Regions from separate parts of the Mus musculus genome. Here region 2 is linked to region 1. Evidence: chromatin loops called from intact Hi-C (ENCODE). Cell type or tissue: left cerebral cortex. All regions are shown on one strand. Links, peaks and the distances in the headings refer to the core of each region. The heading gives the core; the rest is flanking DNA.

Region 1 (8,335 bases), core at 264-8,263:
TTTATTTAGTCATCTGCTTTCTCTCAGGACAAAGCCAGCAGACTTGACACACCTTTCCAATCTATTTCCCTTCACACCCATTTCTGAATAGGTGGACAGGATGTCAAAGATGTTGGCCACCTTTGTCATTGTGATAAATACTTCATTTGGATGTGTGATGGTGGTGGTGGTGGTGGTGGTGATGGTGGTGATGGTTGTGGTGGTGGTGTGGTGGTGGTATATGCACACATATCCAGATTTCTGGATACTGGAATCCAAGATCAAGTTCTACAAGGACCAGAAGTCAATCTTGGGTGTTGTTCCACAGGCATCAAATCGTCCATCTTGTGTTTCTAAACAAAGTCTCTCATTGGCCTGGAGCTTGCTGGCTCTAGGGACTCTGCCTGTGTCTGCCTTCCCAGCTCTGGGAGTACAAGTGTACACCACCATGCCTGGTGTTTTATGGGTGTTTTTAGAGGTTCAAACCCAGGTCCTCAGGCTTGCTTTAAGGGTTAGGCCATCTCCTGAGCCCTTTCTTTTCCTCTTTTAAATGACAAGAAATGATTGGTCCGTGCTGTCCCTCTGAAAACACTGCTGGTTTATTCTTTTCTGCCTGAATGCTTCTCTCTTTCTTGGTTCCGTATCTTTGAAGTAGGTCTCAAGGGCAACAGATTGTGACTGGCGTATGCTGGTAGATAGCATCTCTCTGTGCACCCTTCCCTTAGGATTTTGGCTTGGTTATGGTAAGATGACAAAGAGACAGGGGAAGACAAATATTTCAAGTAGCCAGAGAGGCCCTGTCAGTCAACATAGGAGAGAGCCGAGCCTACAGGTAGAGATACTTGGAAGCAGGCAAGAAGACAGACATTCGGGTGGGGCTGAGAGCCACCGAGAGGAGTAAATAGATTTTGGGACCATTGCCAGGGAGGTTGAATTCATCTGTTAGAGGAATTGTAGCAAAATAGCATAGACAGGGTGACTTGACAACAGATTTATTTTCTCAGAGCTGGGGATGCTGGGATCTCAGATCAAGTTGTTGGCAGGGTCAATCTCTCCCGAGGCCTTTCTCTCTGGCTTGGGGAAGCCGCCTCTGGCCAGGCTCCCAAAGCTGTTTTCCTTTGTGTAGGCATTTCTAGTGACTCTCAGTCTACAAGGACATCAGTCATTCTTAATGAGGATTCAACCCTGATGACCCTGGTCACCCCACTTAACCTCCATTTCTTCTAAAGACAGTCATGTGGCAGGGCATGGGGAGAGACCTTAGCATGTGGGCTAAGTAGGAGACTTAATTCAGGGTACAGTAAATTTCAAACGTACCCTCTGCCCCCAACTGGGTGCTTCTTGAAAAGAAAAATAAAAGTCTTAAATTGCTTTCGAGTGTGTTTATTTTCAGTTAGCTGCATGATTTGATCCTTTTTATTGTTGGTTTTCATATGTGTGTTTGTGTGTGGGGTCCTCAGGTATCCCAGATTAAGCTCAAACTTGCTATGTAGCTAGAGATGACTCTTCTCTTGAAGTCTGAAACCTGCTACCTTTTCTTGAGTGCTGGGATTGTAGGCGTGCGCTAGCCAGTCTGGTTTTTGCTCTGTAAGGGATCTCACTAAGGGCTTCATAGGAAACTGACAAACGTGTTGCTAACTGAGCCCCTTCCCAGCTGGTAGTTATTCTTTAGACAGCACTGTGTCAAGTTTTGGCCATGGGCGCGGGGGTTTGTGTGAGTTATATATGAATTTAGGTAACTGTCACCCAATTCTCGAAGATGTAGTGTGGTCTGGATAGACTGGAAGCAGCACTATTTAATCTCTCACTTGTAATTCAAATGTGAACGGCACCCCCATGAAGAGATGGGGCAGACTGGCAAGATGGCTCACCAGGCAAAGCAGTTGTTACTAAGCCTGAAGAGCCAAGGTCAATTGACAGAACTCACATTGGAAAAGGAGAGACAACGGACTTCTTCAAGTTATTCTCTGACCGCTGCATGCCAGCGGTCATGGATCCCCCCAACACAAATAAATACATGCAATTATATAAGTGTAAGTCTAGGTAGAGTTTTGTAGTTTAGAAATCTAGGGTCAGACAACCCTGATACTTTATAGGTATGGGTTTTTTTCTAGTTGTGTGTAGACTTAAATTTGCCACTCAGAAAAATTGCGACAGGCTCCATATGACCAGTTTTGGTTTTGAGCATTTCCCAAATAAAACCTGTCATTTAACAACTGGAACTATCAATAGATGTTTGAAATTATAAACCACAATCTGGATGCAGATCGAGGTGGAGGTGGAGGTTTATGGGTAGAGGTAGGGTCCACTGTTCAGAGTAACTCCTCTAGTCACTCTGGGAGTTGTGACAGAGGTGAAGGATGACTTTTGTCTATCCTAGGGGAGGCCACAAGGACTGTAAGCTCCTTGCGCCAAGCTGCAAAGCCATGGTGAATGTTCGCCACATGAAGCAGCTCAAGATGGGATCCTAAAGGATTGGTGGCTTTACTTCTTCAACGAGAGACTGTGAAGACAGAGATCGGTGCCTGCCGCTTCTTTTGTACCAGGGGAGGGCATGGCTGTTGCTGATGGGCTTGCCTGTGACACTGTGTCATCTTGAAGTGGTTATTTATGGATCTAGCCTCAGATCGTGTCTTGGATACAGAACAGATACAGGAGAGAGAGAGAGAGAGAGAGAGAGAGAGAGAGAGAGAGAGAGAGAACGAGGGGTGGGGTGGAGAGGTAGAGAGAGGTGAGGTGGGGTGAATATCTAAGAGATATTCTCGTGCTGGGAGTAAGTAGGTGGAGATACATATCTCTTATTTATTTTTACAAGGACAGTTTCCAAGCTCATCAAATTACTGTAGCCATCCATGCTGTAGCCATGCTAATTCTATGCCTATTCCCACAGGAGCATGGTAGTGAGAGGTGGGTCCAATTTTACAAAACATCACGGGAGTCTGTAGACATTTCTCTGGTATAGGCCTAGACTTTCAAAAAAAGGGGGGGCACTATTATTATTTGCAATCTACCTATCTATGATGGTTCTTTATAGGTCAAATGATTTAAATCTGGGCCTTTAAAGCTCTGCCTGATTTATTTGCGCAAGGAAATCATGTTTTCTTTGGAGCTTTTCAATGAAGGCATAATTACAGAGTTGCAAATACCATGCTCTATTTAAGGATCTGTCAGCATTTCCATAATAAACCTCTATTTTCAGGAGACTTGAACACTGCCAGCAAGACACAGACACTTGGGCAGGGACACAGAGAGAAAGGCAAGCCTTCTAAAACATATACGCTTGGTGGTCTCATCCGGGGACTCCATTTTGATCCAACTCTTTGTGTGTGTTTGTGGCTGCAGCACATTCTTCCTTGCTCCTGTGGTGGTGCCAGTGATGTGCCTGGCATCACTGTCCTCTGCCCAGCAGGATTCAGCTGGAAAGCAGGCTTGGGTGGTAACTGGACGCTGCAGCGCTCTGGGTGGCTGGCCAGCTCCCTTTCCAGACCCCAGCCAATTGCCAAGTTGCACTTCAGCCTAAAGAAGAGAAAAGAGGCAGGGGTGGGCGTGGGGTGGGGAGGGCCCTTGCTACTGCTGACTTTCCTTCTCCAACCCTCTCTGGTTAACTTGTGCATATGATAACTTGGATCTTGAAGGATAATGTATTAATAGCAACATTAAGTATGGTTTGAGTGTCTGGTATGTGCCCAGCACTTTCCAAATATTGAATTTGTAAACCTTATAATGATCGTGTAGAACTTGTTATCCCTGGTGTTCAGATGATGAAAATAGGCAGAAGAGGAGGGGGGCACTGTGGAAGAGGCACAGGCTTGCGCATATGCACGTGCACACAACAGAGCATCTAGCGGCAGGAGGTGGGAACCACCAACCAGGAGAAAAAGCCTCGTGATCAGTCACCTCCTGAGGCATGGTTTCATGGGTTAGCAGGATTCTGGCTGAGGTTTACTATTTTATTTATTTATTTAGCCAAGTGACAAGTCTATATTCTGTATTTCACATGAGTTATGCCTTTCTCAGCCATACCCCAGCAAAAAGTGAGGGTTTGTTGTTGTTGTTGTTGTTTTTAAGGCTGAAGATGAGGCGAGAGGTTATATAACTAAGAGGTGGCAGGCTTCTTGCATCTGGAATCCTGGTTCCTGACCATTCTGCTTTATGGCTTCCCAGGAGCCAGTCTCCCTCCTTTTGGGAGCTACAATATGAATGGAGACAGAAAGTTGAGACTTGGGACCTTTCTGCCCTACGTGGGAGAGCCTGTCTCCAAATTGCCCATGGCTCCTCTCCAGGAGTTTGTACGCTGACATTTTGCAGAAGGGGAACAGGTAATAGACACACTCTGGCACAGGAGCTTCAGGGACAGGGATGGAGGGGAGACCACCCTCCCTACTGTGTTCACAGCCAGCTCTGGGGAAACTGTTTTGTAAACTCTGCTTCCCTTGTGGGTGGTGCGATTGAATTCTTCTCTCTTAACTTTTCTGGGACTGGTTTTGAGTTGCTAGTTCCAGCTGAAGCTGGAAGTGGTAACATAGTCCAGCAAAAAAAAAAAAAAAGAGGTTGAAGAATTTTTTTTTTTAAACTAAGAAAGCATTCTTCCTGTTGGAGAGATGGTTCAGCAGTTAAAAGCCCACACCGCTCTTTCAGAGGGCAGGGGTTCAGTTCCAAGAATCCACACATGGCTGCTCACAGCTGTTTGTAACTCCATTTCCAGAGGGATCTGGTGCCTCTGGCCTTCCCAGGCATCTATACCTGTGTACATGCATGCACACGCATGCACACACAGGGACACACATATACACAAAGAAACTATCTTGTGGTGGCTACAGAGTAGTTTGGAAGGTGAAGTGCTTGTCTTACAAGCATGAGGGTCAGAGTTCAGTGCCCAGAACCCTCATAAAACACAGGGTGGTGCAGGCTAACCGTCCCAGCACTTGGGAAGAAGAGTAAGGCTCCCTGGCCAGTCAGCCTAGCCTAAGCAGTGAACAGAAGGTTCCAGAAATACTCACAAAACCAAATGAAATAAAGTAGATGGGAAGCCAAGAGGAATGACACCTGGGATAGTATCCTCCATAGATACAGGCACATGTGTGCATGCACACAGACACACATGTATGCACTGGCACACAGATGGATAAGCCTAGGCACCTATACATATAGCCAAAACAAAACAAAACAAAACAAAAACACCAGAAAAGGAAAGCATCAAATATTTCCATTTTTCTGAAGCACAATCCAGTGCCCAGGGGTCACAGGCCCTCAGCACTGGGAGGGATCCCCTGACTGTCAGAGATTAGAGTACCCTCAACTTCAGATATGTTTCAGAGTCTGTCTAGTCTGCCTTTACTCAGCAGTACCTGCTAAGAAGTCTGTGTTGGGCACTGTTCTCATGGGAAGTCTGAAGTGTTGAAGGAGTGTGTGTGTGTATGTGTGTGTGTGTGTGTCTTTCCATGTTAGCAGAGCTTTCTTCTATGGGACATCACCACAGTAGTATGTAGGCATGAAGTTTTTGAAACCTACTTGTAATAAGGGTTCAACCTCCCCTCTTATAGAGGAAGCAGAAAAGAAAAGTTATTAGGATGTGGGGGAAGTGGACCTGTTCAGCAATAGTTCTTTGGGGCAAGCTCCATCTTCATTCTCAGCAGTTCAGTCCTGTAGCAAACACTAAATATGACTCAGCAGCTGCAGACCAGACCTCTAGGCAGGCAGATACTACACATGAACTATCAACTCCAGTCCAGTCCTCTCAGGAGGCAGACAACAGACATGAACCAGCAGCTGCAGTCCAGTCCTTTCGGTAGGCACATCCCAGACACAAGTGCCAACTGGCCTGAGGTGAGGCCAGAGAAGTGGCAAGAATCTCAAGAACCTCACGAGCAGTTCTTGGGCGAATTTCTCTCAATGGCATCGTCACCACAAGTTGAACTCAACAATACTGTGTAAGGCGAACCAATACATGCTTGTCGTTAGCAAAGAATAGCGTGGCGGAGCAAACCAAACCAATGCTCACTGCTGTCTCCCATTGTCAGTGGGTCAAGTTTATCCTCCTTCATCACAGGTCCTTTCACGTGTTTGCTATATCAAAACATCCTTTCACCCATATCTGCTTCATGAAAACATCCTTTCCCATGTCTGCTTAATAAGGTGTCCTCTCACCTGTGTGTCCCAGAAAAACATCACTTGAGATGACTAACTTTCCAAAGAACCCGGAAGTTTCCACTTCAGACTTCCTCCTGGGAATAGGAAACAGAGTGGCCGGTATTTGGAGTGCATGCTGTGCAAGGCTTCAATCAGCCACCGTTGACAGCATCTGCCACATGCTGGACCCTGAACTAGGAGCTGGGCATTCAGCGAAATACCAGAAAATGTGGTTCCCTAGCCTCCTAGCACTGAAAACTGGAGTCAAGGATGGAGAAATAGACAGGTCATCACACTCACAAATTGGATTCTTATGAATTATAGCCATGCTCTTTAGAGGAAAATACAGTGTCCTATGAGAACAGAGAAATTAGATATGTGCATCTAATTTCTGGGTATCTAGCTGCAAGCTAAAGGATGCCTAACCACCAATGGCTTATATAAACCGATGACTGCACACAACCAGAAATCTAAAAGTAAACATTTGCAGCATTAGACCAGTAAGGCCATCACATTTCTAGGCGTTGTCTTAAACTACTCCCTGCCATCTTTAACCCGTAGACTTTTCACTGGTTGGCTGGTAACAATTTACATGGTCATGGTTGTGCAGAATGGTGACATATGCATGCATGTGTGCCTGCACAAACGTGCACACATGTCTGCACACACACACACACACACACACACACACACACACACACACACACACACACACACACATCCACCACAGCCATGAGCATGAATCCCGGGTTTTCCACCAGTCCAGTAAGGAATATAGTTTCTCAGGTGAAGGGACCTGAGGACACCGGAGGACGCGTTATTGATTGCCCTTTACTGTTGGTCCTTAGCTCGCTCCCCATTGCTGGTTCTGCTAGGATGAAGCTGAAGCTCTCTGTCCTTTCCTCACGGCTACCTCTGGAGCTCAAAGCCATCCATCCGCTGGGAAAGCAGACCATCCAGGTAGAAAGCTTGCTGGCCGCTTGCTGGCCAGAGCAAAGCCAGGACTGCCTGTGGAGCCCACACAGTCCTTACTTGCCATGGTGTGAAGAGAAGTATAAATAGATAGAGTGGTATTTATGGAGAGATAGATAGCCTTCTTCCTAAAGAGCTTTGGAAAGATTGAACGCAAGTGTCTTTGAGTAACTCTCCAACCCTGACTCAGGGTGGTGTGTTTAACACCTGGAATAAATAAACGAACATTGGATATCATGGGATCTCATGATACTCAGAGGCTGCCTGCCCCTCCCCCTGTGCATTCTGCTAACCATAAGTGAAACTGTAGGTTCCGTCGCAGAGATCTCAGCATGCAGGGCCTGTCACAGCATTCTTGGGTCCTTGATGTGAATTATCCACCCTCCTGGCTACCTTTCTTTTCCCTTCTTAGATCTGGGCTCTAAAGTTCTCTGTGGCTTGTAGCTAGCTGGGCTTGTTGAATGCACAGGCAAGCCTGCTGCCTTGGTACTGTCCTGTTTTCGTCAGGGAGCCCAAGATCCACCAGCATATAGCCCTGCCTCTTTGCTGTATGCCAATGGAAACCAGGGTCATGCACCATGAGCTGGGGACATGTGAAGCCAATGGCATTTGCCAGAAGTCCCAGGGCTTTATGAGCCCTTCTCTGAAGCTTGCCTGCTCCCAGTGGAAAATTTTTGTTTTCTGTTTTTTTATTTTTTTTTACAAAAGAATCTTTGGGTGACCTCCACAGCACCTGCTGCCCAGCAGAGATTTGACCTGTGGGGCTGCTTCTGGGATGACAGGCAAAGGGAGAGATATGTGGCAAGCAACATGGCTGCAGGTTCAAAAGGCCAGAAAACAGGGTGCTGGCTCCAGTATGCAGGCTGGAACACAGATGTGCGCTCTTTCTTTCTCGTAGTAAATATATCCCTGTAAGGTTAGGCACGGATCCCTTATTTTCATAGCTTCAAATATCCCGAATAGGATATTCTTTTCTTATGTGAAAAATGTTTTATAGACTTAAAAACCTACCATCATATTCATTTTCAGCATAAATTTAAAACTTCAAAGTAGCCCAATTGGGTTTAAGCAACATCTGTATCTGTTGTTATCCTATATCCTAGGAGGTCTTTCCAACTTATGGCATGTAGCCTATGTGTGTCCCAGGGTAGCTATGGATGTGACCCAACACATTTGTAGATGATAAGGTCATGTGCCAATGACAGAGGAAGAACACCCCTGCTAGAGTGGATGCATTATCAAGTGGGTATCTTTC
Region 2 (8,335 bases), core at 142-8,141, 93 kb before region 1:
ACCCAGCCGAATTGATAAGCTCCCTGTTTAGAGAGAGACTCTGTCTCAAAAACATAAGGTGATTGAAAAAGACACTGAAAATCTCTGGGCTCTGCTTGTAAACATGCATATACATACACACTGACACACACACTCACACACACATACCCTGATACACACTGACACACACACACTGACACACACACACTGACACACACACACACTGACACACACACACATACATACACTGACACACACTGACACACACATACATACACTGACACACACACCCCTACACTGACACACACACACATACACGAGAGAAAGGAGGGGAAGGGAAAGGAGACAAACACAAGAGACACACAAGAGAGAGACAAGACACACAACACACACAACACAAGAGAGTTCATTTTCTTAATATGTTCTTCCAAGTTAACAAAATAATGTTTTAAAGTAAACCTTATTATAAAAAACTTTGCAAATAAGTAAAAACCTCACATACCAAGATTAACCAGAGCCAGGGTCTATACAACCCAGTGAGCTTTTATACAGTGAGAATTGGCGTTCAGAATGGAAGCTGTGAATTAGGTTTTACACTTTTATTATTGGATCTATTTTATGCACTTATCTACCATCAAAAATACCAAACCAACCAACCAGACAGACAAACACCCAGGATAGAGTTCGACTTAGAAAAACAACCAGCTTTGTATTCTCTCTTCTAACTCATGTGCATTATCTGCATCTGCCCTTCCTGCTCCCCTGTATATTTACCTTGTCCTGTTTCTCCATGTTTCCTGTAGCCATGTGCACATTTGTTTCCATATATACATATATTATTGGCCATATCCCACTTGTGAGAGACTGAAAATGCAGTTTCTTTTTTGAGATCATGTGATCTTACTTAATAATATGCATCTCATCCATTTTCTTGCAAATTTTAAATTTCACTTTTTAGAGCTAAGTAGTATTCCATTATGTAATATATAAAAATGTGTGTGTATGTATATATATTATTCTATATATGTTAAGTAGTATTCCTATATATATTAAATGTGATATCTATATCTATCTACATTTCATATATATCCGATTTTCATTATCCAGTCACTTGTGGAGGGACAACTAAGGTTGATTCCAGCTCTCTCCTCTAGTGAATAAGGCAACAATTAACACGGAGTATAGCAAGATATGGAATTCTCTGGGTATACACCAAGGGGAGAGAAAAGTAGTTGGGTCATATGGTTGTTCTGTTTTTAGGAGTTTTGTTTTGCTTGTTTTTTAAAGAAGCCTCCAAACTGATTTCCACTATGGCTATGTTAATCTGCTCTTTTTAAAATTACGAAGTAAAAATATCTATCTAAAAACAACATTAATGCCAATGTCCATGTTTTCATTTAAATGGCTTGGTAGTATTTATGGACACAAATATCCCAGGTATGCATGATAAGGAAGTAGTACAGATTTATACACCATGGGAGGTGGGCGTTCTGCTCGTGGTCATGAGTTCTTCAGTTGGTGCTTGCTTTCCTTGCTCTGGGAACCCTGTGTGGGGTAGCCACAGTCAAACTTAGCCGAGAGCCCCAAGTTTGTGACCATCCACAGGAAGCATCCACATCCGGAGGAACAGGACAGGCTATGTAGAAACCAACTGTGCATGCATACAAAGGTTCCTTGTCGTCCCACCTTAGCACAGTAGCCCTGCTGAGTCTCATCAGGTGCCCTTCCCACCACCACTTTCTGTCTTATCAGGTGGCAGAGGAGAGGGGAAGGGGATGGAGAGGGGAGATGTTGGGTCTGTGACCGGAGGACACTTTGGAGTCCCTGTTGTCCCTGACCCTCATGGACTCATAGACTCTTGTGTCTTAACTGTCAAAATTATCTATGTTTCATTCTCTTTAGCTCTTCTTTCCTTTCCTCTTCTTCCAGTTTTAGCTATGGAAGGTGGGGTCTTTTTGCAAGCTAGGCAAGTGCTTGTACCGTGGCGCTACATCCCAGCCCCATTAATGATGATCAATGACTCTGAAATGCTGGCTGTTCATACAAGTGCAGATGTTCAGAGAGATTCAAGTTTACTCCCCCATTACCTTACTGACTCCAAAGAAACCCCATGACTTTAATGGCAGTGATGCCGCAGGCTCTTGGGCAGGGACAAGTGTACCAGCTGTGTGGAAGGGCACACGTCTGCTCTGCTTCTCCCCACTTCCCTGTTCATCTCTTCCCCAAGGTCTTGCCAGTGCTCACTGGCTCTTAGGTAGAGTGGGTGTCAGGAAGGAAGGGACAGGATGCTAATAAAACAGGGACATCTGTTTCTTAGTGGCAGATGTTGCTGGATGGGTGCTCTGAAGTCTGAGGTCAGGTGACTTGCTGAGGGCTGAGAACATCTTTGTGCCCATTAAAAAGAGCATTTAGCACGGACTTAGGTGTGCAGTGTACTCAACCTACACTTTAGATTTCATGTCAACATTGCTTAATGCATCTTTTTCTACAGTATTTGACTTTTGTTGTTAAGACATCTTCCTATGTAGCCAACCTAAGCTGGCCTCAAATTCACTATGTTGTCTCCTCTGGACCTAATCGCATAGTGATCTGTATGCCTCAGCCTCTGGAGTCCTGAGACAACAGACCTGAGCCACCTGCACTTTTGTTTTGTTTTGTTTTTTTGTTTTGTTTTGTTTTTTAAAAAAGGGAAGTCTTTATTAATTCCATTTATATGTAAATCGCATGACTATGGGGTGAGTTTGTATGCATTATATTATATCTGCACAGGTGCCCTTAAGGCCAGGGTGTATCTGATCCCCTTGGACTGGAGTTACAGCGAATGCTTTAACTGCTGAGCCATCTCCCCAGCTCCCCCGGCGCTCCTGATGCCTGTGCTGTGTCTGTGTTGTGGCCCCCGGGCCCTGTCACTGAGATGCCTTGCTGATGATGCTTACGTTCATTCATTTACTTGCTTTGTTTTTTTTTTTTTTTCCTCCAACCGCCCACATATTTTTCGCATTCGAAGCCCTTACAGTTGCATCGGGTTCTGGGAGGGATGTAAGAGGAAAGTAAATCCTCCGTCTTGCAAAGCTGACTCTAGTTGGAGCGAGCAGACCAAGAAACAGCTAATAATAATAAGTCAGCCCAGTCTCCAGCAAGGGCTCAGACCAGTGGCGTAGGAAATGAGCGCTGTTGGAAGGGAACTGAAATAGGAGGCTATTATGTAAGCAGGCAGTTGGAATGAGGCAGCCAAAGCGTTGAAGCGGAAGAAGCCTGCGCACTACCAGAAGACAGCAGCCCCGAGTAGGTCTTGTGTGGTCTGTGTTCCCAGGAAGGATGTCTCACGCTAATAATAATAATAAAAAAAAGTTCATGAGCTTTATTTGAGATTTGCCGTGTAGCCAGACCTAACATAGCGCTGAAGTTAACGCCTCGCTGCCAGATCTGCTGGCTTTTCGTGCTGAGCAGTGATGTCCTCACAGGCAAGCATGGGCTCTGGGTGTGCCAGTGTAGGTTCAGCTAGACTCAAGGCTCTGCATTTCTTCAGCCCCTGCCTCCTCCTGCTGGGTCATTCTACTAAGTATTTGGTGGGGAAGCTAACCGTGCCCAGTTCCCCAGCCGGTGCCCTTTACAGACAAGTACTTCCTCCATTATCCTTACATTCCAGGTTCCTTTTGTTATAAAGACCTCCTTGCCTGTGGTCAGGCAACCATTGTTTAGTAAAGGTATCCTAAATGATAACGGTGTCTTAAAGATAGGGCAGATTAAAGATAGGGCTTGGAAATGCAGATTATTAGCAGTGGGCTGGAGCTCACAAGGTAGTCTAGCATGCCTGAGATTGTAGGTTCCATCCCCTGTAGTCCAAAAAGGGGAGAGGGACCAGAGAGATGGTTCCATGCTAATCCTTTCTGCCTTTATGGGTACCCATACATGTATAGAATATACAGACACACACAGACACACAGTCACACACACACACACACACACACACACACACACACACACAGAGAGAGAGAGAGAGGAATAAATTAAATACCTTTTTATTAAAAAAGAAAGAAAGTCTGATTATTCCCATTAGCAAGCTCTGATGAGAGATCTATGCCTTCAACAGCTGTCTTTAATTGGGAGACAGACATGATTCAGGGTAAGTAGCAGTGAATGAAAGACCTACGGTAAGGATTGGAAGCTTGAAGAGCCAGAGGCTCACTTGTATCCCCCTTGCCTGGGCTCACATACTTCCCCCCTTCTCTGAAGACTCCCAGAAACCCGACTAGGTAGAGAGTCTGTCTGGCCCCTTTCCTCTTACAGACCTTGCAGGGAGAGAGGCAGAGTGTCCTTACTTTTAACATTGGCTTTGTTTTAATTTGGACCTCACGGGCATTTTATTAATGTATTCTTCCCAGTATGTCTCAGAGCTCGAGAGGCGGCTGCTGCTGCTGCTACTACTGCTTCCCGAGCAAGGCTCTTTCAGTTCTTCCTTATGGCAGCTACATTTGTTTGCAAGCTGTCCAGCTGTGGCTGGGACTGGAGACTGCAGCTTTGGAATGAAGCACATCTGTAGGAAGCCAGGAGAACGGAGCTCTTGACCTTGACCCCTTGACCCCGACCCCCATCCTTCTTGTACCCTGAGCAACTGAAACTGGTTGCTAACTGTTTTATCAGATTAGATCGACAGTGTCGCCAAAGTGGAGGTTAAGAGGGTTCCCCCAAACTAGTAATTATCACTGGGGTGACACTGAGATACCAAAAGAGTCTACGTAAGTCCTTTCCATTTAGACAGATCTAGTGAGAAGAATGGGAGGAGGATGTGGTGAGTTCAATCATATTCTGAGGGTAAAGGATAATGCAGACTGCCTGTCCTCTCCTAGAAACCAAAGGGTGGCTGCATACTGGCTCTACCTCCTTCACTGTGTGCATGGCTCTCCTCTGGGCTTCAGCCTCCCTAGTTGTCAAATGTAGATTAGATGACAGTCCATTAGAATCTCCCATCAGTGCCTGACCAGCAGAGGGAGGTCCATGGGAAATCAGGGGACATAGCAGAAAGCGTGATAAGTACACAGTTTTGTGGTAGTCATTTTTAATTTATCCAAAAATTCACCAAAGTGTCACAGTCCTCTCCCTGTCATGGTTTTTCAAATTTACTGTACAGCGTCACTCTTGTCTCCATGTTGAGTCAAACTAGCATCCTCTTGGGGTTTCACTAACTCCCGCCAGCCCCCAGGCACAGCCAGATGCCATTTTGAAACTTTGATTTTGTTTTGAGATAGGGATCTTAGCCCAGAAGCCCCAACTAGCCTGGAGCTCACCATGTCTTAGAGGTTGGTCTTGAAGATGCCATAGTCCTATCTTAATCCCCTTGGTCCTGGGATTACAGGTCATGTCCTCCCATAACAGGTTAATTTTAAAAGCATTAGAACCAGAAGATCTCACGTGGATGGTTGAACCCTCTATTTCCTGGCAGCTTCCATTTTTTCAGCACAGTTTAACGTACCTTGTACGGGGACAAGATCATCCATGGGCAACAGCAAAGAGAATGGCCTTGGCTTGACTTATTCAGTAGCTAGGAGCTTTAGGATGGCTTTGGGTTGCCCTGAGATTACAGGCTTGTCTTTGGAGCTGGGTATGGGTGTGGGTGAGGTTGGGGTGGATTTGCATATACAAATTAGACAGAGGCATATTTGCATATACAAATTAGATGGAGGTACTTTTGCATATACAAAGTAGATAGAGGTGCATTTGCATATACAAAGTAGATGGCATACAAGCACCTCTAGAACTCTCCTGGGGTTTTATCTTATGGGTATTTTTTTTTAACAAGTCGGATTGACATTTTCCATAGACAATTCAGTATCGGTTCTTTTTTTTTTTTTTTTTTTTTAAAGTGTTGTGGCTGTAACAGAAAGGAATAGTGTCATTGTCAATAACATCCAAACAGGAGGAGGTCTGACACACTGCAGCTTTTTTACAGCCCGATTACAGGTTCACATGAAGACCCGTTCAGGGAGAGAAAACGTAGCTGCATTTCGCTCTTCTGAAACAATGATTATAAACAAACAGGTTTCTATTAGGATCCACCCCCCACCTGCCCACCACACATGACAATCTCTCATTATTTCTTTGTGCCTAAATACACTGCAGTCTACTTCAGAAATAATGCTCGTTAGCCTAAAATGACTGAGCAAATTCCAGAAAATGCGGATGTCCATCGATTACAAAAGTCTCTTATAATCCCTTTCAGATCTACTTTAGTTCAGTCATTTAAGAAGTTGATCCTCAACACATCACAGTCTCAAATGACTGGAAGTGACACGTATCCCCTTGTTTCCATTGAGATAAACGAACCCAACCAGAGCTCTTTCACTGAAAAATGACCATCAGTTTGTGTTAGGTAACGTTTCTCAACCCCAAAGCTATAACGATCTTGGCATATTCCGCTGAGTAATCAAAACATCAGCAAAATGTAGCAGCTAAAACAGAGGTGTGTGGTAAGAAGTACAAAGCCATATCAGAGTTTACTAGCAGGGTCCTCTCATAAAGACTTTTAATGAGATTTCTGCATCAAAATAAGTGAAACCATATGGAATGTTAATTATTCTTAAAACATAGTTTTAAGGGAAAATAAATACACGTTAGAAGCCTTAAAAAAAAAAAAAGCAACGTGTCTATCTGTGTGTGAAGTCTGTGCTTCCTGGAAGGGTGAATGTTGATGTTCCAAGTGTGACTTCTTTCCGTTTTAAATTACCCCGGCTATTCTGGCTTTCTTCACACGCCCTGGGTATTGAACTTAATGCACATGGAAGGGGCCTGCCTATATCTATTAGGTCACCTAGATGCTGTGGGGCAAGAGGGCTGCTGAGGACCACCTGTGGCCTCTGCTTGGGGTCTTGTTTGAGGCAGCCTATAAACACAGGGAAGGGAGGTGGGTACTCTCATCTGCTCCTATGTCTGAGTCTGCCACTGTCTCATTATTATTTCCACCTTCTAAAACTTGAGCTTGTCAGAATTTCATTTAGGGGGATGGGACGGGTGAGGGAGAGGCCAGTCAAGGAAGGAAAGGGGGTTTATAAGAAGCAGACTACAGAGTGCCTGGCTGCATGCGTTTTAGTCTGTCATCTTGAAAGTGTTTGCTTCTGGTGTTGGAGGCGGCTCATTTGCTGTCCACCTTCTGCAAATGGGCCTGGGGATCCTGGGAAGGCACTAGTGAGGGATGGGACCCCCCCACCCCCACCACCCCCAAGGCCCTTGTTTCTCCTCCTGCCTTGGAATTAATGATGTAGACCAGATGCCAGTCCTAGAGCTGGAAGGGAACTTAGAGTTCGTCCCCTCATTTTCCAGATGATGACACTGCCACCTCTGACTTCTGCCTCTGGCCTTCCTCTCTCAGTAAGAAGAGCCAGGCAGGTGAGACTTTTCACAATTGCTGGGCTGGGCTGGGCTGGGCTGGGCTGGGCTGGGCGGGGCAGGGCTGGGCTGGGCTGGGCAGGGCTGGGCAGGGCTGGGCTGGGCTGGGCAGGGCAGGGCTGGGCAGGGCTGGGCTGGGCTGGGCTGGGCTGGACTGTCTTATGGCTACTGTCTTCTGGTTTGTGAGACAGAAGGTTTTATTAACTCTTACATTGCTTTTAAGCAGTCACTGTGTATGACAAATGCATTTCACACACTGAAATCCCAGCGTACGGTGAAGATCACAAGCAATGTGCATTTTAACAAACACTACCACCCTCTGACAGACCCTTTGAAGACACATAGCGAGCTGTGTTGAGTACAAATCAGGCCGAGGGACAATTATGGTCTTCAAGATTTGCCCAGCATTTTCTCTTACAGCTAAAACCTGTAGCAAAGGCAGACGGAAGACTCCAAGCCAATCAGCGAGGGGGACTTTAGAAGACACCACAAACTTAGCACGGAAATAGTGATGTACCAAAAGGGCTTGTTGTAATTCTGCCGACTCTAGAAAATTATAGCGAACCCCAAGATCACAGCTTATGAGTTTTATCCATTTCAGAAAACTAGTTTCTACGGGCAAAGTCTCTAGCCACTCTTTCGGGAGTTAGACAGCAGAAGTAGCTCCCAAGGAGCCGCTGATAGCTTGTGGAAGTGCTAGTGGAGCAGCCATCTCTGCCTCTAATCTTTGAAGGCTCCAGAGCTCACACTGCAGGGACAGGGACCCAGCAGGGAGCATCTCCCAGCTCAGTCTCCCCTAGGCATCAGCCCTTAAACAAAGTTGCTATGGGTATCTGGCCTAAATCAGGTCCTATGTCACTCATCAAGGCTCTGACTGTCAAGGTCCTCCACCCTCCACCACATCCCCCCAACCCGTCCTCCACCTTCCCTCGCCATACCTTCTTATCTAGTTTATGACTCAAGGGAGAATTTC

What was found. Peaks named below come from ENCODE experiments on the same cell type or tissue, not always from the same donor. Only the 100,000 strongest peaks of a DNase experiment are listed, where the experiment ranks them.
Region 2: it touches region 1 in a loop (2.3-fold over the local background); 2 of 42 quality-filtered maps call a loop at or near these places.

The regions. Positions count from the first base shown.
Region 1 is chr17:44,515,765-44,524,099 of GRCm38, reverse strand. It overlaps a transcript of Runx2 not described here. Among named protein-coding and RNA genes, the nearest start is that of Runx2os3, 42 kb to the left of the region's middle. In left cerebral cortex, for the core only: a CTCF peak has its summit at 3,811; DNase peaks (open chromatin) are centred at 3,227, 3,787, 4,130, 4,396 and 4 more places; H3K27ac peaks cover 1,907 bases.
Region 2 is chr17:44,609,055-44,617,389 of GRCm38, reverse strand. It overlaps Runx2 (runt related transcription factor 2), which reads left to right. Exons shown (of 7, transcript NM_001145920.2): 6 at 7,297-7,362. Among named protein-coding and RNA genes, the nearest start is that of Runx2os3, 51 kb to the right of the region's middle. In left cerebral cortex, for the core only: no CTCF peak of the experiment used is centred there; DNase peaks (open chromatin) are centred at 3,154 and 4,383; H3K4me3 peaks cover 699 bases; H3K27ac peaks cover 2,476 bases.